Linked DNA regions of Homo sapiens: region 1 is linked to region 2. Evidence: chromatin loops called from intact Hi-C (ENCODE). Cell type or tissue: MCF 10A. All regions are shown on one strand. Links, peaks and the distances in the headings refer to the core of each region. The heading gives the core; the rest is flanking DNA.

The links. Peaks named below come from ENCODE experiments on the same cell type or tissue, not always from the same donor. Only the 100,000 strongest peaks of a DNase experiment are listed, where the experiment ranks them.
Region 1: it touches region 2 in a loop (2.7-fold over the local background); 4 of 110 quality-filtered maps call a loop at or near these places.

What each region holds. Positions count from the first base shown.
Region 1 is chr6:108,728,547-108,745,136 of GRCh38, forward strand. LOC107986629 (a long non-coding RNA gene) reads left to right here and starts at 9,716. Exons shown (of 2, transcript XR_001744280.2): 1 at 9,716-10,877. RefSeq lists enhancers at 1,978-2,905, 3,240-4,032, 4,033-4,824, 7,806-8,475. In MCF 10A, for the core only: no CTCF peak of the experiment used is centred there; DNase peaks (open chromatin) are centred at 8,495, 9,615 and 11,615.
Region 2 is chr6:108,642,841-108,659,430 of GRCh38, forward strand. The region is part of intron 1 of FOXO3 (forkhead box O3); the gene reads left to right. Among named protein-coding and RNA genes, the nearest start is that of FOXO3, 90 kb to the left of the region's middle. RefSeq lists a silencer at 3,386-3,680. In MCF 10A, for the core only: no CTCF peak of the experiment used is centred there; DNase peaks (open chromatin) are centred at 8,121 and 11,321.

The DNA of each region.
Region 1 (16,590 bases), core at 4,742-12,741, 86 kb after region 2:
ATGACTGTGAGGATTAAACTGAATAAATATGTAAAGTGCTAGGTAAACTTTAGGCTTTCCCTCAGGTTTTGCCCCACAAAATCAGAATGATTCTTTGGCCTTTAATTTGGGGACAGAGAGGCAAATGACAATAACATTAGGAAATGTTGGAAATGTTAAAAATCAAACAATCTCTAGGGGCCAGAACGTCTCTAGGCAGAAGGAGGGTCCGGTAAAATCTCCCCTCCCCCATTCAGTTAGGAGGCACGTCAGAAAGTGTTGAGAGTGTAGGGGGCCTCAGTGGCCCCTGCACTAGGAAGGCAGCAGCAGGCGTTCCTGCTCCTACAGGAGACAGGCTGGCCCATCTCGGGAGGCACTTAGTGCTTCTTAACTAAAGGCGATTCTGCCCTCCAGGGAGCATTGGCAACGTCTGGAGACATCCGACTGTCACAACAGGGGAGTACTACTGGCATCTGGTGGGTGGAAGCCAGGGATGCCACTGAACATCCTATAATGCAAGGAGAGGGAGGACAGGGTCCCCCTACAACAAAGAATTCTCCAGCCTCCAATGTCAATAGTACTGAGGTTGAGAAACTCCGGGCTAGTAAGAAAGCCGGGTCCAAATTCCAACTCTCTCATTAATAGCATTGTTACTTTGGGAAGGTATTTAACTTCTGTGTGCTGGTTTCTACATCTGTAAAATGAGGATGATAATCACAGTACCGTCATAAGGTGGTTGTGAGCATCCAATGAGTTTACAGTAGGGATTGTGTTTAAATTACTGACTAGGACATAGGAAAACCCTATGTAGGAGCTGGGAATTGAACCATCTCCCATTGGAGATGCCACCTGGGGTCATAGCTCTTCCCCCAGGGGCCACATCCTTGCCTCCCTCCCAGAGAGTTTCTCTCTTCCCTAGGCTACACATCCCCATTCTTTTCAGCTGACACAGTGCCCAGAGGCTTTACCATGCTGTTCTGTTTTCTGGAAGGATTCTGTCAGAGTTACTTTTTTAAAAAGCCACCCTAATCACAAGGTCAAGAGATCGAGACCATCCTGGCCAACATGGTGAAACCCTGTCTCTACTAAAAATACAAAAATTAGCTGGGCGTGGTGGCGGGCATCTGTAGTCCCAGCTATTCAGGAGGCTCAGGCAGGAGAATTGCTTGAACCCGGGAGGTGGAGGTTGCAGTGAGCCGAGATTGCACCATTGCACTCCAGCCTGGCAATAGAGTGAGACTCCATCTCAGAAAAAAAAAAGCCACCCTAGATTGTACCCCACAAGCCCAGTGTCCTGAAAGCACAGAGGGACCACCACACTATCACCTTCCTAACCCGATGCAACCCTCTGGTGAATGTTATCTAAGATGGGGTTGGCATTTGTCATGAGAGTTGTGAGCTGCCGTTGGCTACTTATACTTTGATCAATTGGAAACTGCCAGCCCTGCTTCAGCAGAGGAGGAGCCCCAGGGTGGAAAGGGTCCTGAGAGGACATCACAGAGTACGTGGCTCTCCAGCAACAAGTGCTGTATCAAAAAGGAATTTTCTACTCAGCCTGAAAATTCAGTGAACTAAAACTCTGCTTTCCTTGGGATTAGGTAGGGTAGCATTGAACTGAAAAGATCCTCCCAGAAAAGCTATGTCACCAAGCAGGAGACCCTGACCCTTGCATGCCTTATTCCTCTTTCGCCTCATCTCCTCAGTGGGGTTATTAGTCTGATTCACTCTATCATTTCCTAAACTCCTCAGAGGATAGCCTCTTCTGGAAACAGGATCATATAAAAGATTCTCCTGGCCGAGCGTGGTGGCTTGAGCCTGTAATCCCAGCATTTTGGGAGACCAAGACGGGTGGATCACCTGAGGTCAGAAGTTCGAGACCAGCCTGGTCAATATGGCAAAACACTGTCTCTACTAATAAACAAATACAAAAATTAGCAAGGTGTGATGGTGCGCACCTGTAATCCCAGGTACTCGGGAGGCTGAGGCAGGAGAATCACTTGAACCCAGGAGACAGAGGGTGCAGTGAGCTGAGATTGTGCCATTGCACTCCAGCCTGAGTGACACTCCGTCTCAAAAAAAAAAAAAAAAGAAAGAAAGAAAGAAAAGATTCTCCTTTGTCTAACAACTTCACCCCACAGCAGTCTGCAGAGTAGCAGTTTGACAAATAAAACGGGAGATGCAGCTACTGCAAATAGCAAAAACCACTTCACTTCCAAATTTCCCAAGTCCCGGGGGAGCCCACTTAAGCATTCCTCCAATAGAGAGCCTGTTAAACCGTAATGGCTTTAATTTGGTCCAATTAACCTCACACTGGGCTAACTTCTGCCCTTAGCTATGGGTTGGCAGCTACTGCTGACTCCAGGTACAGTAGTGGGCAGGTAACACCAGAAACTAACTCGGCGAATGAAAGGAAAATATGTTCGCCACATCCTCCAAGCAGGAGGGGAAAAACGACCTGGCTCAGGCATGCTGCTCCAAAGTGCACATTCAACCCAGAAATCTTCCAAGAAGCCAAATGAGGTGAAAACAGGACATGTCAACTGAGAATGCGAGTGAGTTTTGTTTGTTTGTTTTACATTGTCAGTTGCCTTTCATTTGCAGAACATGCTGAATGGATGTGATTTCCAGCTCTCTGTGATTATAAGTCTGATTCAATTCCTTTCAAGGCATAAAAGCCTTTTCTTGCCGAGTTGTCTTTGGGAATTCTTCACTTGAAGTTTATTCTTTCAGTATAAGGCTGCCCTGCCCAAGTGGGAGACCGAGAGCCTGCTGTCTCTTTTACACACAGCGACCTGTGTGGGGTCCTCCACACCCAGGATTAATGTTCTTCTTTTTGGACATTTGAATGGTGGTTTTCACCGTCAATGGGCTATGGTTTGTAACTGAATAATGGGAAATGACAATAGAACACTTGGGGCGGGGACTGGAGAGCTGAGGTCCTCTGACCCAGCCACCTGTATTATATAAGAGAAATCAGAACCCAGACTCCAGAGCGTGCTCCCAGAACCCTGGGGTCCTGAGAGGGTTAAGTGGAGGGGTGTGGGGGAAGAAGCTGAGCACATCGAACCCCTCTTCCTGTTCAACTAGAGCATCTCCATTTTGATATATTTTCAACTTTTAAAGTTTTACATTTATACAGAAAAGTGCACCAATCACAAATGCACAGCTCGATGAACTTTTACAAACAGAACACATCTGCAGAACCAGCCCAGATCCAGAAACAGGGCCACCCCTCACTGCTGCCTTTCAACACCACCCCAGAAAGAAACCACTGCCCTGGACTCTCACAGCATCTCAGTGATACATTTTATACATTCAGGCTCCACATAGGATTGTTTTAAACTTTTTATTTTGAAATAATTATAGATTCACAGGAAGTTGCTAAGAGAGTACAGAGAAGCACATTGAATTTTATATTCATTTTCAACGTTCAGAAACAAAATTTTTAAGTTAAAAAACCGGTGGTTTAAACTAAATTAGCAAATGGACGGGTTTTGGAGCCAGGCCACGTGAGATTGAGTCCACATTCTTTCCCTTACCAGCACATGACCCCAGACTTGTCCCCTAATCATCCTGAGCTGCAGATGAGGCTCATACCTCCTTCCTGCTATTGGTGGGATTAAAATCAAAGTGAGACCGTGTGCACTGCAGGAGGTGCCCGGAGTGATGGATGCGGCAGGAGTGTTCAAGCAGTGCCTCTCCCATCTGCAGCTTCGTCCGGTTTCCAGTCAAGCACTACTGCACGCCCAGCACCCCAGCTCCTCCACCATTCCTCTGCCTCCCATGCCTGCAGCAGCTTCGCCCTCCAGCTGTTGGGGCAGGTGGGGTCTGGAGGAGTAGCCACCTGGATAGGAGAGCTGGGGAGGACTGACGAAGCAGGCCTGCCCTAGGTGCCTCACCTGTGGGCTGGCCATTGTGAAATCAGCCCTGTTCATGTGCCACCTGAAAAGGCTACCCTACCCTCCCCCCCCACCCCCACCCCCGACGCTGGGAAAGGGTGTGGCTCTCTGCTCATTAAGGAAGCATTCCCACTGTGGATGGGTAACAAAAGGCAACCCTCAAGGAGTGACCTTACTAAATCCAAAGGAATCCGGCCTCCTCTCATTAGTGGGAGGGTAGCTGAGGGTGACTCTTGGCCAGCCGGCCCTGAGTCATTGAGGGAAGAAAGGCCAAGCCTGCATGACCCATCTCAGAGGCCTTGCCCTGGACAGAAAGGGACCTGGAGCCACCCGAGAGATAACATCTGGGCGGGCCTGGGGCTGGATCCACCTGTCCACTCTGCGCACCTAAGGCCGTGCCTGCCACACCTCCAGATCCAGGAAGTTAGCAGGCAGGCAGCAGTACTCAGGGAGGCCTCCAGATCAGCCCCCAAAGGTCTACACTGTGGAACCTGCTTCTCCTCTCAGGAAAGACTTCTGGCCTCACCCCCTCTTCTAGAGCATGCGATTCTAATGAAATGGAGCTTCTCACTGGAGCCCAGGTTTCCATTCTACCCATGTCACCTGTCCCTAGAGGAAAGGCTACCCTCCTTGCCCCTGCAGGGGTTGCCCTGTTGTACCTCTGTGAGGGCTTGGTCCTGGCCCTACGTGCCTCCTCTCTCTGCCTTCCAGAGGCTTCTCTGCTCCAGCACTTCCCTTGGGCCCACCCTCTGGGGGTTTTCAGTCCAAGAATGGATGGAGAGGAAGAACCTGTCCCTCTGGTTGCCTACCATCTCTCAGGTGTCAAAATGTGGCACACTCCAGTGACACCTCTGGGGACCAGAGCATGAGCCAGCCTGTACCTTGAGGCAGCTGTGCCATTCTGGGAATTTTCCCCTTTCCTTCCTCAGTGGTTAATCTTAGGGTGGCAGTTTTAAGCCTAAGGTCAGGAAGCTCTGGCAGAAGAGGCAATGATGTTGATGGTGATAATGATAATAATAATAGATAGGGTGGCTGGAGGGATGGTGAGTGGCGTGGGAGTGAGGATGAGTCCCAGGTGGTAGTCTTAAGCAGTCTGGACACCCTGCTGCTAATGATAGGCATCACTTATTGAATACCTATATGAACCATGGGTTGCACTACGTGCTTTGCACGTGTTGTGCCACTTAATCCTCCCAATAACTCTATGGAGGTCATCATCATAGGGTTACGATGTCCTGTAAGTAACTTGCTTAAGGTCATGTAGCTAGTAAACACAGAACTAGAACATGAATGCAAGTCTGTGTGACTCCATGCTCCTTTCCTTTTTCTCTCTCTGTCCCTTGTTCACCCTACAGAAACTCTTAACCTTCCTAATTTTCTATTCTAGAAAGGGTTTATTTTTAGCTAACCACCTGCTATGCTTGTTGAGAATAACCAACACCTGTTAAAGCTTAAGGTGTCACCCACCCTGGGGGTATTTGCATTTTAATGGAAACCTGGGTGACAAGATAGTAACCAACACTTGCGTAGAGCAGTGGCTCTCAAAGTGATGATGTAGGCATTACAGTTTGTAGACACTGTTTGCATTCATTATCCCATTGTTTTATAGCAGTGCTTCTCAAACTTTAGAGGGCATCGGAATCACCTGGAGACTTGTGCAATCACAGATTACTGGGCCTCACCCAGAGTTTCTGATTCTGCAGGTTTGGAAGGGCCTGAGAATTTGCCTTTTCAACAAGTTCCAGGTGATGCTGGTAATGCTGGCCTGGGAACTACATTTTGGGAACTATTGCATTGTAGCAATCCAATAAAATTAGAATAGCAAGCATTATTGTTTCCATTTTTTAGACAAAGAAATTGAAGTGCAGGGACATTAGATGACTTGTGGTTGAGTGATGGAGTTATCAAAAAGCAGGCGAAGGACTTTGACCCAAGATAGGACTCTTCTATACCATTATTTCTCAACAGGTCTGGGCAGTACTGAGATTACTGCAAAGATGATTCAAAAAAATTATATGAGCCTCTACTAGATCACCCAGGTGGCTATGGAGACCTGAATGCTGCCTGCTCTTCAGGGCACATGGCTGCATTTGTGTATGCAAAGGCATTACCCCAGTGAAGTGAGAGCACGTGGCAGGGAAGCCTGCCAGACTCAAAGGCCTCATTCACGTGTATGCAGACGTGTCGCACACAGACCCGTTTTACTTTACTTTCATCTAACAGTTTGCAGCGAGAATTGGCCAACAGGACCCAAATTCTGTCTTCAAGTGGAAAAGGCAGAGGTCTCCAAAGGCTGGAGCCAGAGCTGGCTCTCAAGGATTGCTCCTAGCAGAGCTTTGGTTAAGTATGAGTACGACATCCCTGAAGGAAAAATAGCCCTGCAGTTACTAACTTCCACAATGTACCTGGGTGCAAAGGCATCCTCTGCTAATGGCATTATTAAAGTCCAGTGCAGAAACAGATGCAGACTCATGCTAACTTGACCACTTAATTCAGTGTTGGCAATTTAGTTTCAGCAAAACCAGACACTTACCTGAGAGCCATAGGATTAAGGAGTTTTTATTAAATGTCATATCTAGCTTATATTTAATTTGGACATATTCAAGAAACAAACATGGCGAAAATAATTTAAATCCATACTAAGAGGTTTGAGGGGTTTTGTTGTTTGTTTTTTTAAACAGACAGCCATACTTCTTAAGTTTCAGAAATGCTGCTGTATCTATGTTGCCCTGGCTTGAGATCCTAATAAATCCCAAGGTATCACCTTGGGATACCCCGGGATGCAGAAGGCAAATCCCACCGTACGTGATGCCTCTCCTTCCCCAACCCCCAAGTGCTGCCGTGACTTCTCTTACAAAAGTGAAATTGAGTTATAAGAATATGATGAAAAGTTTTGATAAATGGAACTAAAGAACATAATAGTAAATTAAAGTAAAACGGTATAAAAAAAAAAAGGAAGAGAGAGAGATGTCCCCACAAAGCATTCTGTGGCCTGAATGGTAGTGTGGCAGGGTAAGGGTCATGGGGACCTGGTCACACCATTGCCCCAGGGCAACCAGTATCAGGAGTTTTACAGCCAGGTAGTCAGGAGGAACTTAGTCATCCTGGTGCAGTGGAAAGGGCATTGGATTTAAAGGCAGTCTGTATGGGTGATGTTGTACAAGCTTGTAGTCCCAGCTACTCTGGAGGCTGAAACAGGAGGATCACTTGAGCCCAGGAGTGGGAGGATGGAGGATGCAGTGAGCTATGATCACTCCACTGCATTCCAGCTTGGGTAACAGAGCAAGACTCTGTCTCTTAAAGAAAAAAAGAAAAAAAATTACAAAATAAAAATAAAGGCAGACTGTAGGCTCTGCTCTAGCATTTCCAAGTCATGTGACTTTAGACAGCTTATTTAGCTTCTGAGCCTCATTTTTACTGTCTGTAAAATGGGAACTGTGCTCAGAGTGCTTCCCGCTTTTAAAGGAGATCAAGCAGGAGCCTGTCTACACTGGGAAGCTCCAGACACATTTGCCCTTATTGTTTCATCTGTCCTTTTTCCAAGTGCTGTCTGTCTCCCCCACCAATTCTGTAACTCTGCTCTTCTATCTCACTGCTCCTCCTACCCCATCCTCAAGGCATTACCAGCCTCTCAGTCCCCATTGGCAGGAGGGTTCGGCTCCACGGAGGCCAATTTCCAGGGCATGCCAAGGGAGGGTCGATTCTAATCTTGCTAAACCTGGGCGGGCCCTGGAAGTCTTCTGGTCCCACCCCTCTTGGAGAGATAAGGAAGTGAAACCAGACACGGTGGATGTGACCTTCTTAATGCATCACCTGGACAAAGATCGAGGAATGTACTCTCGGATTCTTTTTCAATAAGTTCTCTCTTTTCCCCATTCTTCCTCTTATATACAAGGATGGAAAAGGGGCCAGATTTTCTGGAGGCTTGAGGCCCATTTGGCAGAGAGAGTGACACACAGAGAAAAGCCAGAGAACCCCGTCTGGGTGGGAGAAGCAGGTCAGGAGTCAAATGCCTGGGAACAGAGGGCATGGTGGCAGGGGACAAAAAAAGAGAGCTACTGGAGAGTTCCAGTCCCTGGGAGGATTCAGAAGGAAAGCTGAGATATTCCTGTTAGGAATATTCTCGGCCCGGTGCCGTGGCTCACGCCTGTAATCCCAGCACTTTGGGAGGCCGAGGCGGGTGGATCACGAGGTCAGGAGATCGAGACCATCCTGGCTAATATGGTGAAACCCCTTCTTTACTAAAAATACAAAAAAAAAAAAAATTAGTCGGGCGTGGTGGTGGGCGCCTGTAGTCCCAGCTACTCGGGGAGGCTGAGGCAGGAGAATGGCATGAATCCAGGAGGTGGAGCTTGCAGTGAGCCGAGATCGCGCCACTGCACTCCAGCCTGGGTGACAAAGCGAGACTCTGTCTCAAAAAAAAAAAAAAAATTCTCAGAATACTCTCCTTGGGAGTAGAGAAGTTCTATTTTTTTTTCCTTCTCTTTTTACCCATTATGATGGTAATTCCAAAAGATCACTTGCAGGGAGAGGGGTGGGGGCCGGGAGTGCTGAGAGAAGTGGAGTGAGTCATTGCAGAAAACTTGAGCGGGGCAGAGAAGGGGTTCAGGATCTGAAACAGGAAAGGCTGGGCCCTCTGTTACTCATAGGATGTGTCAATCATTCCAGCTTGGCAAATGGCAGGGAACCCAGAGGGACTTTTTCCACTGGAATCAGGACCCTGAGCCTGAGGACGTATTGAATTTAAATAAAAATTATTTGACTGGAAATTAAAAGAAAGGTAAGTTAGAAAGAAATACGTTAACCTCAGGAATATGTAGACTCCAGAGAGGTTAGGGCCAGGCAAGGGTCTAAGAGAGGAGTGTTTCTTTTTCATCTGTGAGCCATTCTATCAGAAATCCTTATCTGTGCATGCTGCTGCATGATATTTTTGTTTTTTATTTATTAATTTTTTTTAAGCTCAGTGGCAAGACATGCATGGCATTTTCTATGGCAAAGGTTTCACTATTCAGGCATGTAGATGTGTATCCGTAACACAAAAGCAGTCCAAATAATTCTTTTCAGATCATAGTATACAGTTTACTGGCCTAGAATTAGTTTATAATCAGTTGTGGTCGGGCCAAGAAAATTATTGATATTGGGCCGGGCGCGGTGGCTCACACCTGTAATCCCAGCACTTTGGGAGGCCGAGGCAGGTGGATCACCTGAGGTCGGGAATTCGAGACCAGCCTGACCAACATGGAGAAACCCCGACTCTACTAAAAATACAAAAATTAGCTGCTGTTGTGGCACTTGCCTGTAATTCCAGCTACTCTGGAGGCTGAGGCAGGAGAATTGCTTGAACCCGGGAGGCAGAGGTTGCGGTGAGCTGAGATCGCGCCATTGCACTCCAGCCTGGGCAACAAGAGCAAAAAACTCTGTCTCAAAAAAAAAAAAAAAAAAGAAGAAGAAAAACAAAAGAAAATTATTGATATTTAGAAGTCGGAACTATCCTCAATTATTGGATTTAAGTAAATCAAAAACATGCCTCGTTTTTGGATGTAGGTTTACTGGAGATGACTTAACTTCATTCCAGCCGATTTGTGATGAGTGAGGCATGGAGTCTGGCTCATAGCAGACAATTCAGTACTGATTCTGAAACGTATCTCCAATTCCGGAAGTACCGTGTCTTCTAGGTGGTCAATCCACTGAAACTGAGTCACCCTCATGGGACAGATGCTTGATAACACAGCCACGCCCCCACACTCAAACTCCAGAGGCAGCTAGAGAAACTTATGCATGATTCATATTGCTTCATCTGTGACTCCTTCTTAAATTGTGACTTCATTTTCTCCAAATGGCTCTGCAGTGTTTCAAATCTGGGACTCTGTGGCACCCAGGGCAGTTCAGGAATGGGACAGAAAGGCTGTCTCAGGTTCATTTTCAAACCTCATGCCCATGTGAATCTGGACACCCACACTTCTGTGTTCACGTTAGAAAGGCTCTCCTCTCCCCAGCAGCCTCAATTCGATACATTCAGACAATTTGTATCACAGCAAGAAGGTACAACTGAAGCCTCTAAGTTGTCTGGGGTAAATACCCGAGGTTCCCAGTCTGGCACCAAGAAAATTTAGGACACAGACACACGGACACACATGAGGAGTTTAGGAAAGGAGGTTTAATAGGCAAAAGAAAGAGAAAGAGAAAGGAAAACAGCTCTCTCTAGTTAGAAAGAGAGGGCTTCCGAGAGGAAAAAGAACCAGAGAAGAGCCAGTTGGCCATGGATGTGCCGGATTTCATAGTCAGGCTTGAGGAGGTGGTATCTAATTTATATAGGGCTCACAGATTGGTTCGATCAGGTACGATGTTTACATAGCGCGCAGGGAAGGATGGCCGCCCCACCCTAATCTTATAAGGCAAATCAACTTTCCCCTTAGCTGGTGCCATCTTCTCTGCTCCTTACTGTACAGGTGGCTGGCAAAGAAGGGACGATGGAGCCGCCATTTTGAACATGGCTGGCACAACTGCCTGCATGTATGTCTGCAGCTCGATTTTATAGGCTGCTCTTTGCTGGAAAGGAAAATGATTTGGGGCTGCTTTTCATTAAAAGGAAAACCTTACCAAGGACTTCCATACCCTCACTATCTGCCTAAGTAATTGCATCTTCACTCCTGTATCACAGCTTTGTGAGCCACGTCAGAATAAATTCTGACAAGACCTGGGTCTGAGGACGCTGCTTAGTGTATCTCTCCAGGTTTTGACAGCCCAGCCCTTTGCCTGCATGAAAATAAACGGGATGTGCGCACTCTGCTTTAACTTCTTCCAAGTGCCCCATAAACTGGCCACAGCACAGGGCGTGAGCGTGAAGGAAACTCACCACCTCAGTCACTTCCTCCACCACTTCATATCTGCTAGGAGCCTGACTCGCCAAGTCCACCAAGTCTTCTGAAGAGGATTCCATAGAAAGTGGGCACATCTACCTTCCCTGTTAACTTGAATAAACTGTTCCATCTGCATCAGGTAAACTCACTTTTCCATGCTGAGACCAAATGTCTCAAATTCCTCATAGGGAAGTAGTTAGCCCCTGCCTAATTTGTATGCACTAATTGGGTAGAGGTTAAATTTTGCTAAAAACAAACAAAAAGCCTCAGTCCTGACGCACCTGGTAGGGAGTTGGGGCAAGTTGGCCAAATGCCTATCTGTTGGCTGATCCTTCCTGAAGCCAGAGGCAAAGCAGCCAGTGTTTGCTGGAAGCTGGATACAGCCTTTGCCACTGGCTGATGCATGTATCTCACTCAGACCGTAGGATACGGGACAGGGAGAACAGGAATGACAAGTCCGTCTCACCTGCCGAATCCAAAGAGCTGTTCATGGCTACTGACAGCACCTTGCTGAGAAGGATGCTGGGGCAGCATCCAGGCTCCAGGAGACAGATCTGTGATTGTTCAGCCACGTCTGCAGCAGGCACAGGCTGGAGGAGCAGCAGTGCCTGGCATCATAGGTCTGTGTACCTTAGACAATAGCCAAGAATTCAGAGATCAATTTTTCCAGCACAGAACCCACATCAGATGTAATATGGCCTCCAGTCTCTACACGTTGGCCCAAAATCCAACACCAACTGGGAGAAGCTACTTGAGGTCACATAAGAAAGAAAACATCAGGGTCCAATCTAGGGTATACCTTGGAGACCTTGGGGAGATTCCTCGAACTTTCCTAGCTTCCTCGTACTTGTTATTTTTGGCACCCGCCATTGATTTTCACAAAGGAATTGGCAGTAAGTCTTTTGAATTCCAGGGAAACCAATTGCTCATTTGCTTGTTTTGAGGAATGTGGAGTTGGGGAGATTGTGCCTAGCCCAAGAACAGGTCATGAGGGGAAAAAAAATGCTCTTTGTTGGGGGTAGCAGCATTAGAATGGAAAGAAAAGCAGGTCAAGTGCCTGGTGTCTGGGTACCAGGAGACATGAGGTGCACCTAGAGGACAGGTGAGAGAGGGGTGGGCAGGTGAGAGGGAGGCCATGGGGAGAATGAACAGGTGGGAGTCCTGTGTGATTTTTTTAAAACATCGAGAATGCTTTCTGGCTTTTCCTGTTATAAGATGATGATTCAAGGGAAATATTGATAACTTGGTTGTATATGTGGCAATAAAAGGACCTGACCTATAGTTTGGGCAAAGAGGACCTACATGTAGGTTTGAAAATGTCAGCTTTAGGCCAGGCGCAGTGGTGCACGCCTGTAATTCCAGCACTTTGGGAGGCCGAGGCAGGCGGATCATGAGGTCAGGAGTTCAGGACCAGCCTGGCCAACATAGTGAAACCCCATCTCTACTAAAAATACAAAAAATTAGCTGAGCATGGTGGTGGACGCCTGTAATCCCAGCTACTTGGGAGGCTGAGGCCGGAGAATCGCTTGAACCCAGGAGGCGGAAGTTGCAGTGAGTGGAGATCACACCACTGCACTCCAGCCTGTGTGACAGTGCGAGACTCCATCTCAAAAACAAAACAAAAACAAACCAACCAAACAAACAACCCCCAAAAATGTCAGCTTCACAAATGAAGACTTTGCTTTTCCTTCTGCAGAAGTAGCTCCTAAATCTATAAATCTACACGCTTATAGAAATGGACTATAGCTTGCTGAAGGAACTGGAAGAAACTGGTGTGTGTGTGTGTGTGTGTGTGTGTGTGTGTTTTATTTGTGGCTATCATAGAAGTTAAACTGGTTCTAATTTCTAAACCATAAAACATTTATATTCCCATTAAACTTTTTCTTTTTGTAACCATTCTATATTCCCTCATAAGGCACATTGCCAAATTAAGTCTTCTAAGGAAATTCAGTACAAATTCTTTTCACGGCCCAAATACTCTTTGAAGAATGAAGAAAAACAAAATATGCCCATTTTCCTTGGAAGATTAGCTGGGCTATTTTATGAATTGAGACTCTTAAAATTAAATCATTTTGTTTGAAAGAAGCCAGAACGCACATTCATTCTCAATACTTCCTGCCTCTCGATGGGATAGTAGACATTTCCAGAGAATTGCCGTGCCAAAGTTCTACAAGTCTGGTCTTTAAACCTGTTTTCCAAGCCTGCCCTCCAGTTGTTTGTGGAGAAACATGCCTTTCATGGTAAATGGAAACATACCCAGTGTCAAGTTCTCTGCTCTTAGCTCTAAAATTAGAAAGTCTTGGGTGGGGGAGTCGAGTAGGGGCGAGGAGTGTTGGACTGACTGTACTTACTCAAAAACTCAAATTAGATGGCATTATCGTATGTAATGTGTACTTTATTTTCCATGAAACCAGGGTCTTTTGAACATTGAGGAGGGGAGGGGGGATATGTTCCAGGGAGTGTGAGGAGAGAACGGTGATCCTGGGTTGACGGTTTGTATTCAAACAGGAAGCCCTCTTCCAGTCCACAATACTCTGGCCTCTGTTTGTTTGTTTTTTAAATTTTTACTTCTAAAATCAAAGTGGAAAGGGCAATAGATGGATGGATAGATTGTATGTGTGCGTATGTGTGTGTAATGTTGGGCAAGTTCTGAAAACTTGCAGTTTTACCTCTGAACTGTCCCTGAAAGTCAATCTCCTCCTGTCATATTCTTCCCAGTGTACCTGTCCCCAGGACACTCCAGTGTCCTGACTTTTCCATGTTTCTAAGCAGAACTATGAGGGTGGATGTCCCTGTTGCCAGAGCCACAGAGATGGGGCAGGAGAGAGGAAAGAGCTAGTGTCCAAGTGCATCTACTTCTGCTGCAGGCTAAGAGGCGGATTCTCCTTTCTCTTCCACTTTGCCAGAAGGGGAGGAAGTATGTAAAAGAAGTCCTTGCCCTCAGTCTAGGGTCCTGTGAGCAGTTTTGCCCTGCCCATCGAAGCAAAGTTTTGCCAAACCCATTGCATGACTGTGCATTTGTTTACTTCCTCCTTTGCTTAGGTTGTAGGTCCTATTACCTAAATGTTAGCTCTTCTCTTCATGTCCACCATTATTATACAGCCTTCTGGAGTGTAGGGGCTAGAATTCATTTATCTAAGTCTCTCTTTGGGGCTGGCATATAATTAAGAGTTCTACAAACATCTGAATGACATCTATGTGTGAGACCCATATTCCAGCACTTGAGTATGTGTCTGTGTGTATTGGGGTTGTGGGATTCCAAAGGTGACTCAGGCACCTGCAGTTTGCAAGATCCTAACTTCAGGGAAGGGAGAGGACATAATCTACTGTGGTGCCAGGCAGAAACAACACTCAGTGCCCGCTAGGAGATGCACACATACACACATTATCGAGTCTCTAAATTGAACCCGGTGCTTAGCACATAGTAATACATGCTTGTTGGTTATGTTTAAATGTTCTAAATCCAAGAAATACTAAGTTTAAATATTTTAAATCCAAGACATACTATTTCTTTCTTTCTTTTTTTTTTTTTTTGAGACAGAGTCTCGCTCTTTCGCTCTGTCGCCCAGGCTGGAGTACAGTGGCGCGATCTTTTTTTTTTTTTTTTTTTTTTTTTTTTTTTTTTTGAGACGGAGTCTCCCTCTGTCACCCAGGCTGGAGTGCAGTGGCGCGATCTCGGCTCACTGCAAGCTCCGCCTCCCGGGTTCACGCCATTCTCCTGCCTCAGCCTCCCGAGTAGCTGGGACTACAGGCACCTGCCACCATGCCCAGCTAATTTTTTTGTATTTTTAGTAGACACAGGGTTTCACCGTGTTAGCCAGGATGGTCTCGATCTCCTGACTTCGTGATCCGCCCGCCGTGGCCTCCCAAAGTGCTGGGATTACGGGCGTGAGCCACCGCGCCCGGCCCCAAGACATACTATATGAGTGGTGTTTCAGGTTTCCAGCCTCCAGCCCGCTCTTGAAGCTGCACTTTGGTGCAGCCTTTCTCTTTCCAGTCTTTGAAGGAGCCTTGAATGGGGTCCAACAAATGGTCCCCTCGCCCTCATCCAGGGTCTGTGGCACCTCTTTCCCATTTCCTGAGGCCATGGGGGGATGATTGCAGCCTAGGGCTCTAGAAGCCAAGGGCTTCTAATTAGCAAACTGATCCCATTTGTGATGCTGGTTAGTTGGTTAGTGGTCGTAGTAAAACACCTAAAATTAGTCTCTGGTGAAGTATCGGCTTTGCTCAGGCAACCTCAGGTCGGTGGAACAAAGGGACTGGGGGCAAGATTTGCAGCCTGGCCACTGAGGAAAAACTCCAGTGGGGTAGGGTGAAGGGGAGGAGGCCACATTTACTCTCACTAAGTAAAATCTGAAAAGGCCCAACCAAGTTCTGTTGATTGCTGCTTGCTGGCAGTGGTGGCAAGGGAGAGAACAGACGGATACAAGGCTAGGGTCTGTTTTGAAGTCACAAGAGGAGCCAGAAATCGCTGGTAGAGGTCACTGCTTTGTTTCAAACAACTGAGATGACGTTGCCAAAAGGGAAAAGTTCAAAATCTGAACCTATTGTAGAAGTTATTTGGCACTTCTCCCTTCATTTATTTGACATTAAAGTGTGGTGTAGGCTGGGCGCCGTGGCTCACGCCTGTAATCCCAGCAGTTTGGGAGACCGAGATGGGCGGATCACCTGAGGTCAGGCGGTCAAGACCAGCCTGGCCAACGTAGCAAAACCCAATCTCTACTAAAAATACAAAAATTAGCTGGGCATGGTGGCGCATGCTTGTAATTCCAGCTACTCAGAAGGCTGAGGCGGGAGAATTGCTTGAACCCAGGAGATGGAGGTTGCAGTGAGCTGAGACTGGGGCACAAAAACTCCAGCCTGAGCCAAAGCAAGACTGTCAAAAAAAGAAAGAGAGAGAGAGGGAGAGAGGGAGGGCGGCAGGGAGGGCAGAAAGCAAGGGAAGCAAGGGAAGGAAGGAAGAAAGAAAGGAAGAAAGGAAAGATAATTGTAATGTACACTCTTTGCATGTGGCAAAGTATACTCTTTGCATGAGAAAGTTTTCTGGCAATAGCTACCAGTGTTCCTGTTTCATAGAGGACTCCAGCCCCTCACAGCATTGTGACTCTTGCCGTCTCCCTCTCTTTTTTCTGAAACCAAAGGGTTCTTTGCTCTTTACCAAACAATTTAAGCCTTGTTCTCATTTTTCACTTGGGATGTTAAAAATGCTCTCGGGAAACAGTTCTCCCATTCAGAAATTCCAAATATATCCGTGAGCCTTTATTATTCTTCAAGGTTACAGGAATTTTCCTTGGAAGCTGTTTGGATTTGAGTAGAATTTTTGCCTTTCATGTCTCCTCTTGCTTTTAAAATAAGTTTTGGTAAATTGAAGTCGCTGAGCTTATATTTGCTTATTTATTTTGCCAAATTTAGTCTGTCTAAATATGCTTTGTCATTACAAAACAAAAAAAGTAGTTTTAGGCTCTCCTCCTGAATTTCCTTTTAAAAATTAACTGGGCAAGATATTACAATGTGTCATTTGTTACCTTCAACAGTAAGCTGGTATTGACATTAAAAAATGAAGCCAGCTGTACATAAAAAGACATCTTTTGGCGTCTGTTTTAACAATTTGAACAAAACCTCGAAAGCCATTTCGTCTTCTGGTCTCAACTTCGTAAATTAGACCCTTGAATCTGCCAAATTTCAGGAGCTCCTTTATCTTAATGCGGAGATACTCCTCCAAAGAGAACTAACTATATAGAATGTTGCCAGTAGAAACAAAAGCATGTGTATTTGAGACACAAAGGGAAGAATGCTGTCGGTCTCACTTCTTGCCTGACATATTGAGTGGTAAATGACAGCTGGCACAGTAG
Region 2 (16,590 bases), core at 4,133-12,132:
TAGGATAGTCTGATCCCTGTCCAGTTAGTGGTTCCATAAAGTCCAGTTAGTGGTTCCGTAAAGCTAATTCATTGTCAACTAATGTAACTTCAGCTTTTGTTGCTGCAGCTTGTTTCTGGTGTTTGCATACAGATTGAGCACATTTGCAAGAATCCAGAACATAATGTGTATTTCACATGATCAGATAAGTACATTTAAGCTTCTTAGCTAAAGAATTTCTATGGGTTACTCTTTACTTCCAAATCCAAAGAGACTAAATCATAAAATGTAAATAGACTTCTAAACTTTCATTTCCCCACCTTTTGGTACCTCCAGTTTTTGAATAGTGCTGTTCTACAGAGGGTGATTTCATTTTTAGTTCATTCTTGTAATTTTCATTTTTAGTTCATTCTTGTAATTTTACTGTGTAAACAATCAGTTCTTTGCCCATGCCCAGTTTGACCTTTTCAGACTTTAGTGCAAATTAAAACTGGCTGGAGGCAGAAGGGACAGGAAAGGACCTGGGGAATGAGGATGAGGGGACTAGTCAAGTACCTTAGGTTACTTAATGTTGCTTGTTTTGAACCTTGAGGTCACGTCAGAGAGGAGTGCTCACTCCTTCAAGTACCTAAGAAGTGTTCCAAAGTGAATGTGAAGTTAATGGGATTGCTAGGTTTTGAAAACAAGATGAGCAACACTCAGAAATCAACAACTGCTCTTCTATTTTGTTTTTGATTTTTGTTTGTTTGTGTTCCTGGTTATGGAATGAGAGGGCTGTTCAGTGGCAACCCAACAATTTCTTCTCTTTTGGTCAACTTTTCCTTTTTGACCAGAATGTAAGAGGAGAGTACAGATAGCAAGAATGATTGGTGTGTTTTGCTTCACCTTGTCCTTGCCCCAGCTATAGCAGTGTTGCCCACTAATTAACAGTGCTATCGTCCAGAGCTGAACTGCAGAAAGTTCAAGAGGAGTGAAGATCTGACCTTAGTGCAGAGTTCAGCTGTGTTTGCCCCTCAGATCATCTTTAGGATGGAATGATTTTCATGGTTCATTAATGAATAGTGGAGAAGCAAGTGGGAACTTATCAAAATCTGTATTCTAGAATGTACCATCCCCAAGATAGTAAGTATTTTTGCAAGATGGAAGGACTGTTCCTGTGGCCGTTGTTACCCAGTGTAGTCGTAGAGCCTGTAGGATTGTTTTGCCCCATTTTATGTCCCTCACTGGAAAAGGCCATCATGTGGCTTGAGGGTCAGGACAATGCCAGTGCCTGGCTATAGGCTCCAGATCCTGTTCCCTCTCCCTCTCTGAGGCCCTCACTGCGGCCCTCACTGCATCATGCTTAGGCCCTGGTGCAAACCTTTGAGTTCTCATCCATGTGGTCTTGGGCAGGTTTCTGCAAGCTTCAGTTTTCTCATCTGTAAAATGGGGACCATATTGTCCTCATTGTTGTGAAGACTTACAGAGATAGTACGTATGAAACACTTAGAACAGTGTTTAGTACCTCATATGCACTTAATAAATGTTAGCGTTTTTATTATTAGTAGTGATCCCTTGCTGGCATCTTTCCTGGCTTCTGTCCCTACCACTCCTTTGATACTGCTGTTGCCAAGGCAACTAGTGATAACCTCTTGTTGCCAAAGCTCATGGACACTCTGTTCTCCTCTCTTTCTGGATCTTTCAGTGGTGACTCCTTTCTCCTTGAAGCACTAAACTCTCCTGGGCACGATCGCCACACTCCCCTCCTGTCTGGTGGCTTCTGTTCTTTCTTTTGTCTGATCCCTGTTCTCTACCTGCCCTCATGTTGCATGACTCCCATGAGAAACTCTCAGGTTTTCTCTTCTCCATTTCCTCTCTAGGTACACCCATCCGCTCCATCCTCTCTAGGTAAACCCATCCCAGTGGCTTTCATTACTTAGTTGCTCCTCCTGCAGGTCTTAAGTCTTTCCTGACTTTCCAGTCTGTCTTAGGTACACCCAGCTGACCTTGTTATTTTCTCTTATGGTATCCTGTTGTTTTCCTTCAGAGCACTTTTCACAATTTGTAATTATGTATGTATTTGTTTGCTTTAATTAATGTCTGTCCCTTACCTCCCTCTCACTCCACAAAATTATAAAATCTATGAATGAGACCAGGGACCATGTCTGTCTGTTCACTCACATTTGTATGCCTGGTGCATGGAAGGACCTCAGCAAATACCAATTTGAATGACTGAACCTGCGGCCTCTCCAGTTCTTCCACCACCACTCTGGCCCTGATGTTATATGATATTAAATGTTAATAAAAATAACTTTTATTTTTTAGATTTGATGCTCTGGGCTTGAGTGGAGACTGCCTTACTTTCTGTTCATTTCGTGTTACTCCAAAGTTAGAAAAGCATAAACTTAACCAAGTTACAATATCCTGGTATGTTGTGGATAATCTGTGCTCACTGGCTGTTGATGTTATTTTCTGATAGTTTTGTGAAAATTGTTGCTAAGGCATTGGCCCAGACAAAATTCCCATGATTGGTAGAAATAACCCTATATATTCTGTTACCATTGAATTAATTCCCAGTAAATGGTAAGACCATATGTAAGCCTCTCTTCGAGCCTTCTTTCCCATGATTCATTTTTTTTGTCTTGAATCCCCAGAATTGCTTTTTTTTTTTTTTTCTTGAAATCCAGGTTGACCCAAAACAAGAAGTGTCAATAGCCTCATCATAATATAGCCTCTTAGCTATAAATGTATTAAGTCCCTATCCTTAATGGCCTCCACATGAGAACTTCTAAAACTTCAGGGCCAGGAGGATTACTGTTAGCCCTGCCAGTCGGCAACATTAGAAGATGATAGAACCCAGCACACATACAAGTCATTCACTGAAAAGCACTTTTAAAGTGCCTGATGACACATACATCAGGGTAGGTATAGAATATAGGCACATAAAAGTCTTTCTTGTTAGGTGTTTCTATTGCATTATCTTAACATGAACAGAAACCTCTAATTACCATTATTAATGCTTGGAATTTTATAATTTTTAAAAAATCTAATTTATACTAAAGTTGAGAGAGAGTGTGTGTATACACACAGAGATAACATGCAGGAGGGCATGTCAGTAAAATTAATTCCTAAAAATAGAATTGTTGAGTTATCAGGTAGGATTAGGTTTGGCTAATGGAAAACAAATTTAATAGTGAATTATTCTCATGTAAAAGAAGTCTAGGGCTTGTGTGGCCACTGTAAGAAGTGATTGATGCTCAGACTCCTCTTATTCTCTGCCCTCTCATCTCAGCAAGTGGCTTTCATCCTCAGGGTCTCCTCATGGTCCATCCGAATGGAGGCCAAAAGGAGGAAAAACAGCACGAATGAAGAGACTCATCTCTCACCTGAGTAGCTGCCTTTAAATAGTCTTGCATGGAACTCTTCCACTTCCATGTCATTCTATTTTCAAAGCTAAGTCACATAGCCACATCTAACTTCGAAGAAGGCTGAGGAATGTAGTCTTTTTGTCTGGGCCCAGCTAAAAATTGGCATTGTGTGAGTAATGAATAAGAGAAGAATGGAGTAGTCTGTTCTACTAAGTCAAAGGTTGTGTGCAGTATCAACAGATAGTGATAAACAGTCCTTCAAAAACTTTGCACCCACTTTAACACTTTCACCAACCAATCCAAATTTTTTTTTCCCAAATCTTAATTAAAAACAAAATGTCCTCTACTGCTGTATTTGAATTGTGTTGTCTTTTTGAAGCATGAGTATAACTTCTAATAGAACTTAATTTTCTATTCAGATTTTAAACTTCTAAATGCTTCTGAAGTTTAAGGCAGATAACCTAGTTTATTTAAGTTTGATAGTTTATTCCTGTGACTTCGATTGCTAAAGGTAGGTTTTCTTGGAGATGGGAAACCTGGGAAAAGAGAATGTGTACTTCTTTAGTGCTGGAAGAATGTCTGCTTCTTTCCTCCTGCATTTTATTGCAGATGCTAACCTTACTCAGCATGGTTTAGTTCAGAAGAGAAAATAAAGGGAGAATTCATTTATGCTTTCGAGAAAATGTGTTGAGTCTTCCACATGCCAGGCATCTCCAACATAAAAGAAAGAGATGTATCTCTTTTGCTATCTAACTCTTCCCACTTTCCTTCTTATGATCTGATGTGACTTCTCCATATCTTATGTACCTTCCCCCCAATAACAATTGTAATAATCATCACTAAGCGTAGTACTGCACAAAAGAGAGCTATCAGGTAAAAGGACAGAAAAACCACGGGAGTTTTAAAATGTCCAAGTAGTATTTAAATTTTAAACCTTACTTTTTTCTGTTTTTAAACCTCATATATGAATTTAGACAGACAAACTAAAACCTGTTTACTATAGTAAGAATACCTCACTGTAGCTTAAATTGGTGTTTTTAAAATGATGGCTTTGGCCAAATTCTTTGGCAGCTACCCTAGACTGGAAGCATTAAAAATTGATTACTTGCAAGTTGTTGCTAATAGTTCCTTATTTCTGCAGGCCTTGCCACTCAGCCCAAACTGGGGTCCCTGCATAATGTTTATTGTAGCTGGAGTGCTGTGCTGGTGTCCTGCTGCCTAAGTGGAGTGAGTTGACCCTAATTTACTCCTGGATGCCTGCATTCTTTTCCATGCATGTCCACAAATAGCATCACAGCAAATTAACAGAATTTTCTGATTGATGTAGGGAGAAACCAAAGAAGGCCTGTGTTTGGTGGCCAAAACACCACACAGTATGAGCAGAGTGGAACTACTGGCCCATTTTATAGCATTCTAATTGATAATTATCAAAGAGCACATTATTTGACCATGTGGCAACAATCCAGTATCATTTCAGAGGTACTAGACATGTAGATGTCCGTGAACACCATAGTGAATATACCCCCTCCTTTTGCCAAAATTGAAATAGGTTATCCAAGAGGAAAGGGGAGGGAAAAGAAAATACCAATTTCCTCTTTACAAAACTGTGGCAAATGAGATGTCATAAAATTCTGTATTTCATGATAAAGCCTCCTGGCTCATCATTAATAAGCTAGAAAATTAACTCTTTTTTTGGAAACTTGGAGAGAGTCTATAAATGTCATCGTATGTGTTTGCTGTTGGTTCACAGGCAATGCCTAGTCCATTTTCCTTCACAGAGATCTAAAGCTACTAAATACTGTCAGAAGAAAGAAGAAAATTTATGTGGGAGAGCTAAGTGGAAAGAGGAGGGAATCCTAGGTGTCTACATTCACGACACTTTACAACAGCAAAGTCACTGTGGCGAGGGGAGAGACCTGGAAGCACCTCTGCCAAGGTAAAATTGAGGGCAGTCCATAGACAAGTCGAAGAACTGAGGAGAAATGTTTCCTGGCCCAGGACTCCATAATGGAATCTGTCTGGACCCTGCAGAAACTCAGTACTGTTAGGACTGCCTTGAGATGAGGCAGCCCAGTTGTCAGGGAGATGGGAGTAGGAATGGACATAAGGTGTCTGTTCTTGTATTGGTGGAAGAGGAAGGTAAAAAGAAATAAACCTAAACCTGCTGCTCACTTAGCTCTATTTCCCACAAGCAAACCGCAACATTGAGTAACAGCTGAAAAAGATGGTGACTAATGTAGATGAAACACTGAAAATGACTCTCTGGGGGTCTTCTCACCCCTGCTCCCTTTGATTAATGGTTTATTGTCGTAAAGCCTTAAGGGTCGTTGGCAGAGCCAGGTCAGAGCATTCAGAGTGCTGGAGCCATGTATGTCTGCCTCTCTTGCTTTTTGTTTCTCATCCTATTATCTTGTATTCCTTCTTATTTTACATAGGAGAAGAGAAGAAAGATGGCTAGAGATGATCATTGCCCAATTTTATCTTTCATGGTTAAGGAAATAATCAGTTCACAAGCTAAAGCAGTGGACTGTCAAGAATGGCAAAGTGGCCAGGCACAGTGGCTCACACCTGTAATCCCAGCACTTTGGAAGGCTGAGGTAGGAGGTTCGCTTGAGGCCTGGAGTTTGAGACCAGCCTGGAAAACATAGTGAGACCCCATCTCTACAAAAAAAAATAAAAAATTAGTGAAGTGTAGGGGCGCACACCTGTGTTTCCAGCTTCTCAGGAAGCTGAGGTAGGAGGATCACTTGAGCCCAGGAGCTCAAGGCTGCAGTGAACTGTGGTTATACCACTGCACTCCAGTGCGTTCCAGCCTGGGTAACAGAGTGGGAACCTATCTCTTAAAAAAAAAAAAAAAAAAAAAAAAAGGACTACAAGTGTCTCAGATTTGCCCCTACCAGACGCCAAACTCTTGGGTCAGAGGCAAAGGGATCTGTTATTCTCTCATGGCACAGCAGCCAGCATGAGCAGTAGTCTATTTTGCATTGGTTCTTCCTTGCCCCCGAATCCCACAGGGGTGACATAGATAGGCCCAGGTTGATGGCTGCACATGTAGTGGGTTGTGCAGGAACCTTGAGCTTAGGGATCTTAAATCATTTGTAATAGGCAGTAAGTATGTCTGCCCTTTGCTCTGGAGGGAGACACTATGACTACCTTTCAAGGCTGCTCACTGTGCAGATGAAAGATAGTCCTACCTTGAAAGATAGTCTAGAACAAAGACCCGTCAGTACTTTGCTTGACAAAGCAAAGACATTCAGTAACACAAGAAACCCCTGGCAAATTGTTCTCCAAATGGAGATTTGTTAATCTTATAAGTAGCTGATATCCCTAGTTCACCACCACCCTCAGCTTTTTTTTTTTTTTTTTTTTTTTTTTGAGATGGGGGTCTCACTGTGTTGCCCAAGCTGGAATGCAGTGACATGATCTTGGCTCATGGCAACCTCCACTTCCCAGGCTCAAGCCGTTTGTCTGCCTCTGCCTCCTAAAGTGCTGGGATTACAGGTGTGAGCCCTGTGCCTGGCCCCTACTTCCCTTTCTATCCACAAATTAATATCAGGACTCAGCTGTCTTTCTTCAGAAAACTCCTTAGTTTATAGCTGTTTGAAAGGATCTGATGAGCTTGTGTCTAGAGAAACAGCTAACATTCCACATAATGCCTCAGAGAGTTGTGTGTTACTTGACGTTTGTTGTGTGTTACTTTGAACCTGAAAATGGCTCAGAAACATCTGTTTCTTCATATTTGTCCTCCCTTGTCTTGATGTGAAGGGATTACTCTCAATGGCCCCCATATATTTAATGATTTGTTAATCCTTAGGGAAAGACCTAGTACCTGATCGTATTATGAGCCCACACATCGTTCCCATTAGCAAATGAAAAACCTGACTAAAGGGAAAGGGCTGGAAATTTCAGGAGGACCAAGTTAAAGAGTTCCAGAAAGTTTGGGGAGATAATCCAAGGGCTGACCCTGCCAACTCAGACTTAACCAAGGAGGTAGTTATAAGGTCAGGGGTCCTGCATCCTCAGGAATGCCCTTAGAGTCACTGACTGCTAATATGGTGGGACCAGTGAGCCCTGGAGCACAGGGACACGTGCTGGTTGAGGAGTGGGCTCACCCTCCAACTCTCCACCGTATTCTGACCCCTCCCTCTTAGACTCTTCTGTCTCCTCCAGCCACAAGCAGGGTCTAAAAGAACTGTTTCCTACGTTCTTTTAGCCCCTGAGGCACCCAGTTATAGGAATTTTCTATTTCTACTGTGTGTTCAGCTTTTATAGTCTCTTGCATGACTGTCCTTGCCAGTTAATACTATTTCTCCTGCCCTTTGGGTGATAGATATTACACTACTGATGCTTGTATTTCCAGTTTCTTAAGTGCTTTCAAGTTTACCTAGCATGTACATGAAGTAGATTAGAGCCTGCTACAATAAAATACTGCATTTCTGTTATGGCCTTTAGAAAAACTATGATTTTATCTCATGTGCATTCAGTCTGCTTCATTCATCATAGTTTAGGGGTAGTGCTAATAATTAACTTACACATTTGGGAACACCCTAGATTTTAAGTTAGAATACAGGGGTATCTGAGTGGCTCAGTGAATGTTTTTTCAGAAAAATGCAATCAGTGCCTAGTTCTTTAGTTACTGGAAATGTCCTTTCTTTATTTGATCTTTTTTTGTGAACTTTTGAGCTTTCTGATGCTCATCTGTGTGTGTAATTAGCACCCAGGAGTGTCGTGGAATAAATAGTTGACTTGGTCAGCATTTCATAATACCATTATATTGGTCATCAGCCGCTTTTGCATCCTGTGGTTTTGAACAAGAAAAAAAAATCTTGCAAAACCACTATGGTGAAATACTGAATATGCAGATGAGGTATAGGTTAAAGAAGGCAGTCCCTCGGGAGGCTCCTCATTAGAGCTGAATTTCAGTGAGGTGTGGAGGGGACAGAAGATACTATTAGCCCAAGTCATTTTACAGAATTGACTGCATCGTACTCTTTATTTCCGTACAGAAAATATACATCAATTGTTTTGTTTGCAGTAGCCAACATGGGGTATTCTGGTGTGTAGCATTTACTTTCTCTGCTTCTTTCACTGGTAACACCTTGATTTACAGTGACTATTAGGATAATTAACATTGACACTTGGAAGATAGCCTGCTTCCAAATGCATGCACACTTGTCTGTTTTATAAATGCTAACCCAAACTTTTTCCTTTCCTAGCTGAAAAATGTGTCTCCACTCCTTCCAATCTTTCCAGGGTGTGGGCCTGTGCGTAGCTGTGTGACTGTGCCCACACACTGGCATATATTTCAGAGCTACCAAAAAGAAATCAGTTGCTCTTGAAATAACAAGACAAAAAGGAACGGTTTTTCTGAGCCATAACATCTGAAGAGCTAGAAGCAGTTGTGTTTGTATGTGTGACGCTAAAGCCAGTAAATTTCATGTGAAGGAAGGGATTGTAAACTAAGAACAGAAAAGCAGTTTTCCTGGATTTCAGATGTCAAACTCTCAAGCTGTTTAACTCACCCACTCAGCACCTCCACATCCATCCCTGTAATGTGCTTGCATTGTCAGTGATTTGTTTCTGCAGGTTTTGATGCCAGAAGACAAATAATAAAATAGTAGGCATATGTAACCTTAAAGCAGTTTTCTACCAGAGTTTTTGATTGAGGTTAAACAGAAGTATCCTGATCACGTCGTCAGTTGGCAGGCAAAAGGCATCATATTTTAAGATTCACATAGTTTTAGAGCAAGCTCATCTTTTCTGGCTCAATAATAAACTAATTACATGTTTTAAATAGTATAGAGCTGAGTCCCTGTTTCAGATTAAGCCTCATAATAGCAAGGGCCAGGCACTAGCAGACATTTGCTTGATGTTTCTGGCTTGAGGATCCGTAACGTGGTGCCAGCTGTTTTAGGGCCTGAATAGGCCTGCCAGGGACAGCCAGGTGATATTGGCTTGACGTAGTCACAGGCTAATTCTCCCAGAACACAGAAGCCTCCAGACGTGCCACCAAGGAAAGCCTGGATATGTAGAAGTTCAGTTTATGGCTATAGTAATATTTGGGCATTCCCCAAAATAGTGATCCCAGTTCAGGTTAGGACATGATAGTAGTGTCCCTTTGAGGTCTGTCTGAGAAAAGGTGTCATTTCTAAAAAATTAGTGTTAGCAGATGGGCAGATGTGGCTCCAACAAGGCTTGCTTCATGGCTTATCATTTTTCCACATTTTCCATCCCTTTCATAAGCCTAGGGACCACATGCTGAACATTTAATTGAATCACACAGATTTTGTAGTCTTTAAAGCTTCTTATTCCTTGGTCACTTGTTAGTGGTGCCTCCCTCCTTGGTCAGTTTGGTGACTTCAGAAGGAAATACACAGTGCAGTGGTGAGAGCTTCACTTTTGAAGTTAGCCTCAGGCTTGATTTCTAGCACCACCACCCACTAGACAAATTGCTTAACCTTTCTGCACCTCAGTTTCCTCCTGACAGGCTTGTTTAGAAAATAAAATGAGATCAAATTTGTCAAGCACAGAGCATTGGCCCTGGTAGGCACCACATACATGAATTTCCTTCAGATTGTAGGTGAAGTAGACTTGATTTGGGATTTCTCTTGTTACCTAGGTGCTTGTGTAGAGGAGACTTTAGAACCAGAATGTGTTATTTGTGGTTTTGAGTGTGCCTGGGACTCTGAGCCAACTGAATTACCAAGTAATGGGGGCCCCATGGCATCCCATGACAGGTGGAGAGCCGGCTCTTCACCCTGGATGGACCTGAAATGCCTGCTAAGGCCTTGCTCCACCGAGTAGCACACACCCTATCAGTTTGCCCTTCTTTCCATCTCTTATTCTAGAGACCTTAAAGCCTACTTGTTGGTATATATTTTCAGGTTTTTGGAAATTGGGCTGTTTAATTGAAGTTAATACCAGTGATGAGACTTTTCAACCTGAGAACAACCTAGATGCTACTTCACATTTTGCAGTGGAAGCTTACTTCCATCTTCACTCATGTAGGACATTCTTTGGTCTCAATGTTTTATCACATCTCATGTTAAAGTATAATTCAGGTCTATTTTGTGGCTCCTGCCCCCTTCCCATTAATTCAATGGTTAAACAGATACAATTTTTTGACCCCCTACTATGTACCAGGCCCTCTGCCGGGTGCTAAAGCTATAGTAAAACATGGTATCTGGTTTAAAGAGCCAGACTGCACCCTGCATTTTATCTTTGCTATTAGTGTGCTAATCCAGACATTGGTACTAATGTTCTCTTTCTGGGTGGTGGGTTACACCTCAAGGCCAGGTGGTGTGAGTCTGTCTCTGCTCTGTTGACACTTAGGAGCTGATTGGATTCAGGTGTGGCACTGTGCCTCTTTGGTCCTCAGGGTCTGCGACTGTGAAGTTGGGGCTGCCTGTTTCATAGAAAGAGGGTTTCCTGGCCCTCTCCATGTTCCCCAGCTATTGCTATTTTTACTGAGCTTCCTGCCCTGGTTGCTTGTCATATGTCATGAAAGTGATGCTAAATTCTTGGATGTGCTCCTGAGTTCTGGATGCATGTTTCCTATGCCCTTTTATTCGATTTCCACACACAGTAAGTTTTCAAACTGGAAAAAGGTGCAGCCTTATTTTGTTTAAGCTAAGTGAATATTAATAATAAAACTATTTCTGTTCCACTTCATGGCTTTTATAACTTCATGCCTGTTAACTCTTTGAGGCAACCATTTTGTGTGGCTAATTTGAGCATGGTCTTAAAAGAGAATTTCAGTAGCATGTGTTTGCTGAGCACCTTGTGGGAAGGGGAAACAGATTCAATAACATCACAGGAGAAGCTTGGAGAAAGACAACAGGGGCATCCAAATGCTGCAGCTTTAACCTACTTTCTGGGACTGTCATCTCGCTGACTGCACGCCTTTAGATGCTTCTTCCTCAGTCTATGGGGAGAGGGACCTGGGGCTAGAAATAGGAGAGTTTGTGGGGAGGGGCAGGATGCTGCAGGGAGTGGGTGTGGGCAGAGGTTGCAAGACTGCCAGGGTTCTCTGTGTGCCGGAAGTGCAGGTTTGGCTGTGAGGAATGGAATGTTCTCTCTTGCCCTCCAAGAGCACAAACAGCTGTGGAAGAGCTTGAAAAGAAGATTACTAAAAGAAAAAATAATAATAATTAATATGAAAATAAAATCCACCCTAGAAAACCCAACAGAACCGTGTGTGGAGTATAGTGGTAGTCATCTTTTTCATGCTATTTAAGAGAACTTTCTTCCTATCTAGGATTTCTTTTTCAGTTGAGGGCAGGATAAATTGTGTACCCAGCCCTTTCTCCCCTTGGGAAAGCCTCATATGTCTCATTTTGTTTGGATAGAAAATTGATTCATTATTCTGATGACCAGATGATGATTTTATTCTTTTTATGAGGGACCAGAACCTGTCGCTTGCTTGCTGCTTGAAAACTTAAATGTTAGTTTCCAAAGGCCATCTCTGTGGGTAGAGGGTTATCGTCAGCAGTTTAACGGGAAATCTTGTTTCTAACTGGAAATTTAATTATTCAGCCAAGTTCCCAACAATGTTTACTTTAGAGCATCGTCTTTTTTTTTTTTTTTAAGTCCCTTAATGGTTTAAACTTTTAAGCTTTAGGCAAGAGTAGAGTGGAGCTAGATTTACATATCAGGTTGTTTGTGCAATCTTTTACATGAAAGTTTATGTTTTCTTCTCAATCTGAAAATTGGTTTTGGCCATTATAGCTGGTATTATATATGACGTAATAACTCTCTCTGATCTCAGATACATTTTTATGCTGTCATACTTTCTGCACCTGCTTTTGAACAACATCTTAGTCCCAAAGTAGATAAAATCTAGCAGAAGGGAGTAGGCAGCTAAAAACTAGATTCTAGCAATATCTAAGGAAATTACAAGGATCAGTTAGTGTTCCATTCCTTCCTTCTTTGGCTATATCAATTCCTAGTTTTGTGAAAGTCCACATGCCTTCTTTCTGTCCATGCCTGTGCATGCTGGGTGGAGAAGCATCACAGAGCAGAATGAGGTGACTGTCCCCAAGGCAGGGTAAGGTCAAGGATCTTTCCCCTCACCTCATGATTTTCAAAAGAAAAGCAGATCTGGACCTCAGTTACCTAAAATAAAATAAAATTACCCTAGCTCTTATTCTGCACATAAAATCACAGCTTTAATCTCTCATCCCAGTTCTCACCTTTATCTTCTCAATGATGGAAACTTGGACTTAAAGGAAGTTACTGTGCTATGTTACCAGATCTAAGGAGACTGGGAATCATTAGATTGGAATCAGATCCTCAGTCAATGGAAATATAAGGAGGAAAGACCATTGGTTCTTGGCCCTAATTGCACATTAGAATAATCTGGGGAGCTGTAAAAATGTACCTATATCCAGGCCTTACCCCATCTATTGAATCAAAACCTCTGAGACTGGGATGTGAGTGTTTAAAGTCTCCCCAGGTGATTCTAATAGGCGGGGTGAAGAACTACTACTGAAGGGAAATTGAGGGCCTCTTCCAGAGAATTGCCTTTGAAAGATCCTGTCATTATACACCGAAGGCGCCCACCCGGGCCTGCTCCTGAAGCTAGCTGTTTGCAGTGCTCTCCTGTGGCACGCAGACCTCTGGGTCTCCCTGTGAATTGGGGTTCCATTGGGCTGTTCAAAAAACCTTTGTCATCTGTGGTTCAGCAGACGCGTATGTTAGAATTCAGGCATTTGGCAACCTCATTCTGAATTGTCAGTACCCACAAGTCAAGCAGTGAGACCCACTTGAAATGCTGGTCCTGTACACAAAGTGGGTGAGCACTGTATTGAAAGACAGTCCTTTCCAGTGCTTTCCCCTGAAATTCCTTGTAAGGACCAGGAGACGCCTGCAGTCGGCCTGGTGGGAAGTAGTGGGCCTGGCTTTGGAGTTAACCATAACTCATTTTGCTGCTCCAGACAGTCCTCCTCCCACCCCACCCCACCCCACCTCAAAAAAAAAAAGAGAGAGGAGGGGGTTGTCTTTAAAGAAAAAAAAAAAGCAGGGGCTTTTAAGAGTTAAATTACACAACTCGCTTTTTATTTTTAAAGTGAGCAGATTTCTTGTTGTCGTTGCTGAGAAAGATAAATTGATACCACATGTTGCTTCCAGACAAAAACCTCTCTGTGTTCCAGGGGAAGCACATGCAGCTGGTGTCTGGGTGAGTGGACAGTCTCCACAAGGTAAACATGGTTTGGAAGGGCTGAAGCGGACGTAGGGTACAAAATTTAAGAAATTACCAGTTACTTCTGACTGGCACGGCACCTCTGAAATACTTTTTTAAAGTTTGAAATCCTTTCCTGGAAGGGGCCGCCCTGGAACCTTTTGGCTTAAAGTATATGATGCTCGGAAAACAGTAAGTTAACATTTATGATGTCACTGCTTCCGTGTGGGATCTAACAGTTGTTGGGAGCTGCTTTTGTACTTGGCACTTCACTGAGTAGTTTGCATGCAGAGCTTTATTTAATCTTCCCAAAGAGCCAAGAGATAGTCAAAGAATGTTTTTATCCTGCCTGTGGGAATTATCCCCTTTGTAAATTATTGGTGGAATACTTTTCATTTCAGGAAGCTTCTCTCTCACACCTAATCTGATCTGTTTGGGGTCCATGTGTCTTCACAACCAGTTAGCATGTATGTAGAGATCATGGATACTTTAGTATTAGCAATAATTGTATCTTGCAATAGAAAACGGTCTTCATTATAACAAGAAAAATAATTGCCAGATTCTGCTAGGTGCAGTCATCTTTATGCTGATTTATTCAAGGTGGACCAAACAAAGGAATCTCTAGGCAGCAGGACTGTGAAATGTGAATTCCATCATGCTGCCTCCTTCACACACCTATTGCACCTGCCTCCTGGAAGGGTTATGCCACTGATTGCCAGTTCTGTAACTGATTAACTACACCTAACGGGTTTCTGCCCCAGTGCAGGGCTTCCTTCAGTGTAAATTGTTTTGTAAAAGAGAAGATGGACATAAAAATGAAATAAAGAGTATTCTTACCACTGCACTCTCTTTAGACACATTGTGATAGAGGTGTTTTAAGGGTTCTTTAAACCTTTCGGCCCACGTTGGGGACAAGCTGGTACATTTGTCCCTGAAGCTGAAGTTTTTTCCTAGAGATCTTTCTTTCTTGTAATTTCATCAAAATCTTGATTTCTAAGTACTGAATTTAAATCACATGATTTTGGGTTTGGGGGTCATAGTAGCTTCTTAGCTTCTTTAGTGAGTAACTGTGACAATTGCCTGAGCTCTAGCAGTAGGTGTCTTGGTTATTACGTACCTTACTATCTTAGCCTTAAGGAAGGCACATCCCTAGTTCTTCAGCCAGTTACCATTGGCCTGCCTCAAAGGGTATAGCAAAATGTGTATTTAGATGTGATTAGAAAAATCATTCTCGTTCTGTCAAGCCAGTCCTTTTTTATCTTCAGCTCCCAATCCCAAAACTAATGTAAAATGTTAGAAATTTAGACTATTTGGTAAGGTGACATACGAATTAGTGAAAAATCATAGAATATTTGTAATGATAGTTTTCCTGGGATTGAGGTGGCAGGAGGGACATTTGAAATATTACAGAAATTGTATCACCATTAATTTTTGATACCAGGGAAGAAGTGGGGAAACATTGGAGTTCTGGTATTTTATCTGGCATCTATTTATTTACCTTTCCTGCTTTACCAACATTTAAGTAGAGAAGTTAGTACAGTTGAGCCTTGAACAATGTAGGTTTGAATTGCACAGGTCCACTTACATAGAGCTCTTTTTCAACCAAACACAGCATTCCCAGGATGTGAAACCCCCCTCTGGGCCTGGGGGAGTTGGCTCTTACATGTGAGTTTCTTCTGCGGGGCTGACTGTGGAGTGGAGTATGCACAGGTTTAGTTATATGCAGATGGTCCTGGAACCAGTCCCCTGCGTATAACAAGGATTAACTATAATCAGAATCATGACCTGTGAGGAAAACAGAATGTATTTCTGGCATCTGATTTTGAGGGGTAACTGGGCGTTTGAACTGGAAATGGACAGATGAGCCATATTTGTTGGCCTTTGTCAATGCCCTACCTTCAGATTATGGATTTTGTCAATGGAAGGCTGGCCACCCTGTATGAATAGAAGGCTGCTGAGATTGGGGACTGTGAGAATGATGGTGGCACAGTTTTTGTTTGTGTTGACTTAGTAATGTAACTGGAAAAACCTGTCTGAACTTTCTGTAGGTAATAGGCTCCAGGGAATGCATTCTGCCACTAAGAAACCTCTAAACTGAGAGTCAAGCAAAGATTGGCCATTGAAGCTAATCATCTATTTAATAAGTTGGGCTTTGTTTCAGAATCTAAGAGTAGTTAATATTGGGGGTGGGAGGGTTGTGGTTTTTTGTGTGTTTTTTTGAGACGGAATCTCACTCTGTCATCCAGGCTGGAGTGCAGTGGAGATGGGGTTTCGCCACGTTGGCCAGCGTGGTCTCAAACTCCTGATCTCAGGTGATCTATCCCCGCTTGGCCTCCCAAAGTGCTAAGATTACAGGTGTGAGCCACCGTGCCTGGCCAACATTGGTTTGTATGGTATCCACTGTCCTCTTTAGAATGAATGTGATCATGGCCACTTTACTAAAGAAAGACAAGTAAGTCCTATAGAATAAGCTCATACTTTGAGGTTTCCTCTTCTGAAAGACTTTTTTTTGTTTGCTTTTTGGGGTTTTTGTGTTTTTTTGTTTGTTTGTTTTTTGAGATAGGGCTGTGCTCTGTCGCCCAGGCTGGAGTGCAGTGATGAAATCACAGCTCACTGCAGCCTCAGCCTCCCAGGCACAAGTGATCCTCCCACCTCAGCCTCCCCAGTAGCTGTGACTATAGGTACATGCCACCACACCTAGCTAATTTTTGTATTTTTTGTAGAGACAGGGTTTTGCCATGTTGCCCAGGCTGGTCTTGAACTCCTGAGCTCAAGCGATCCGTCTGCCTCAGTGTCCCAAAGTACTGGAATTATAGGCGTCAGGCACTGTGCCTGGCTCAGACTTTGTTTTTAAAATCTTAAAAAAAAATTTTTTTTTAGGAAGGGCCCACCAAATACCCGTAACTATTTCATAAACAAATTAAAATAGTAAGATTGTGCTTTTATATTCCTATTCTTTCTTAAATGTGAAATGATTCTTTAGATAATCTGTTTAACTGTTAGCCCAAGTAGATTAAATGGTGACTTCTGCATAATTTGGTAAGAGGCCTATATGAAAGGTTGTAGAAAAAGCAGTGCATTGGA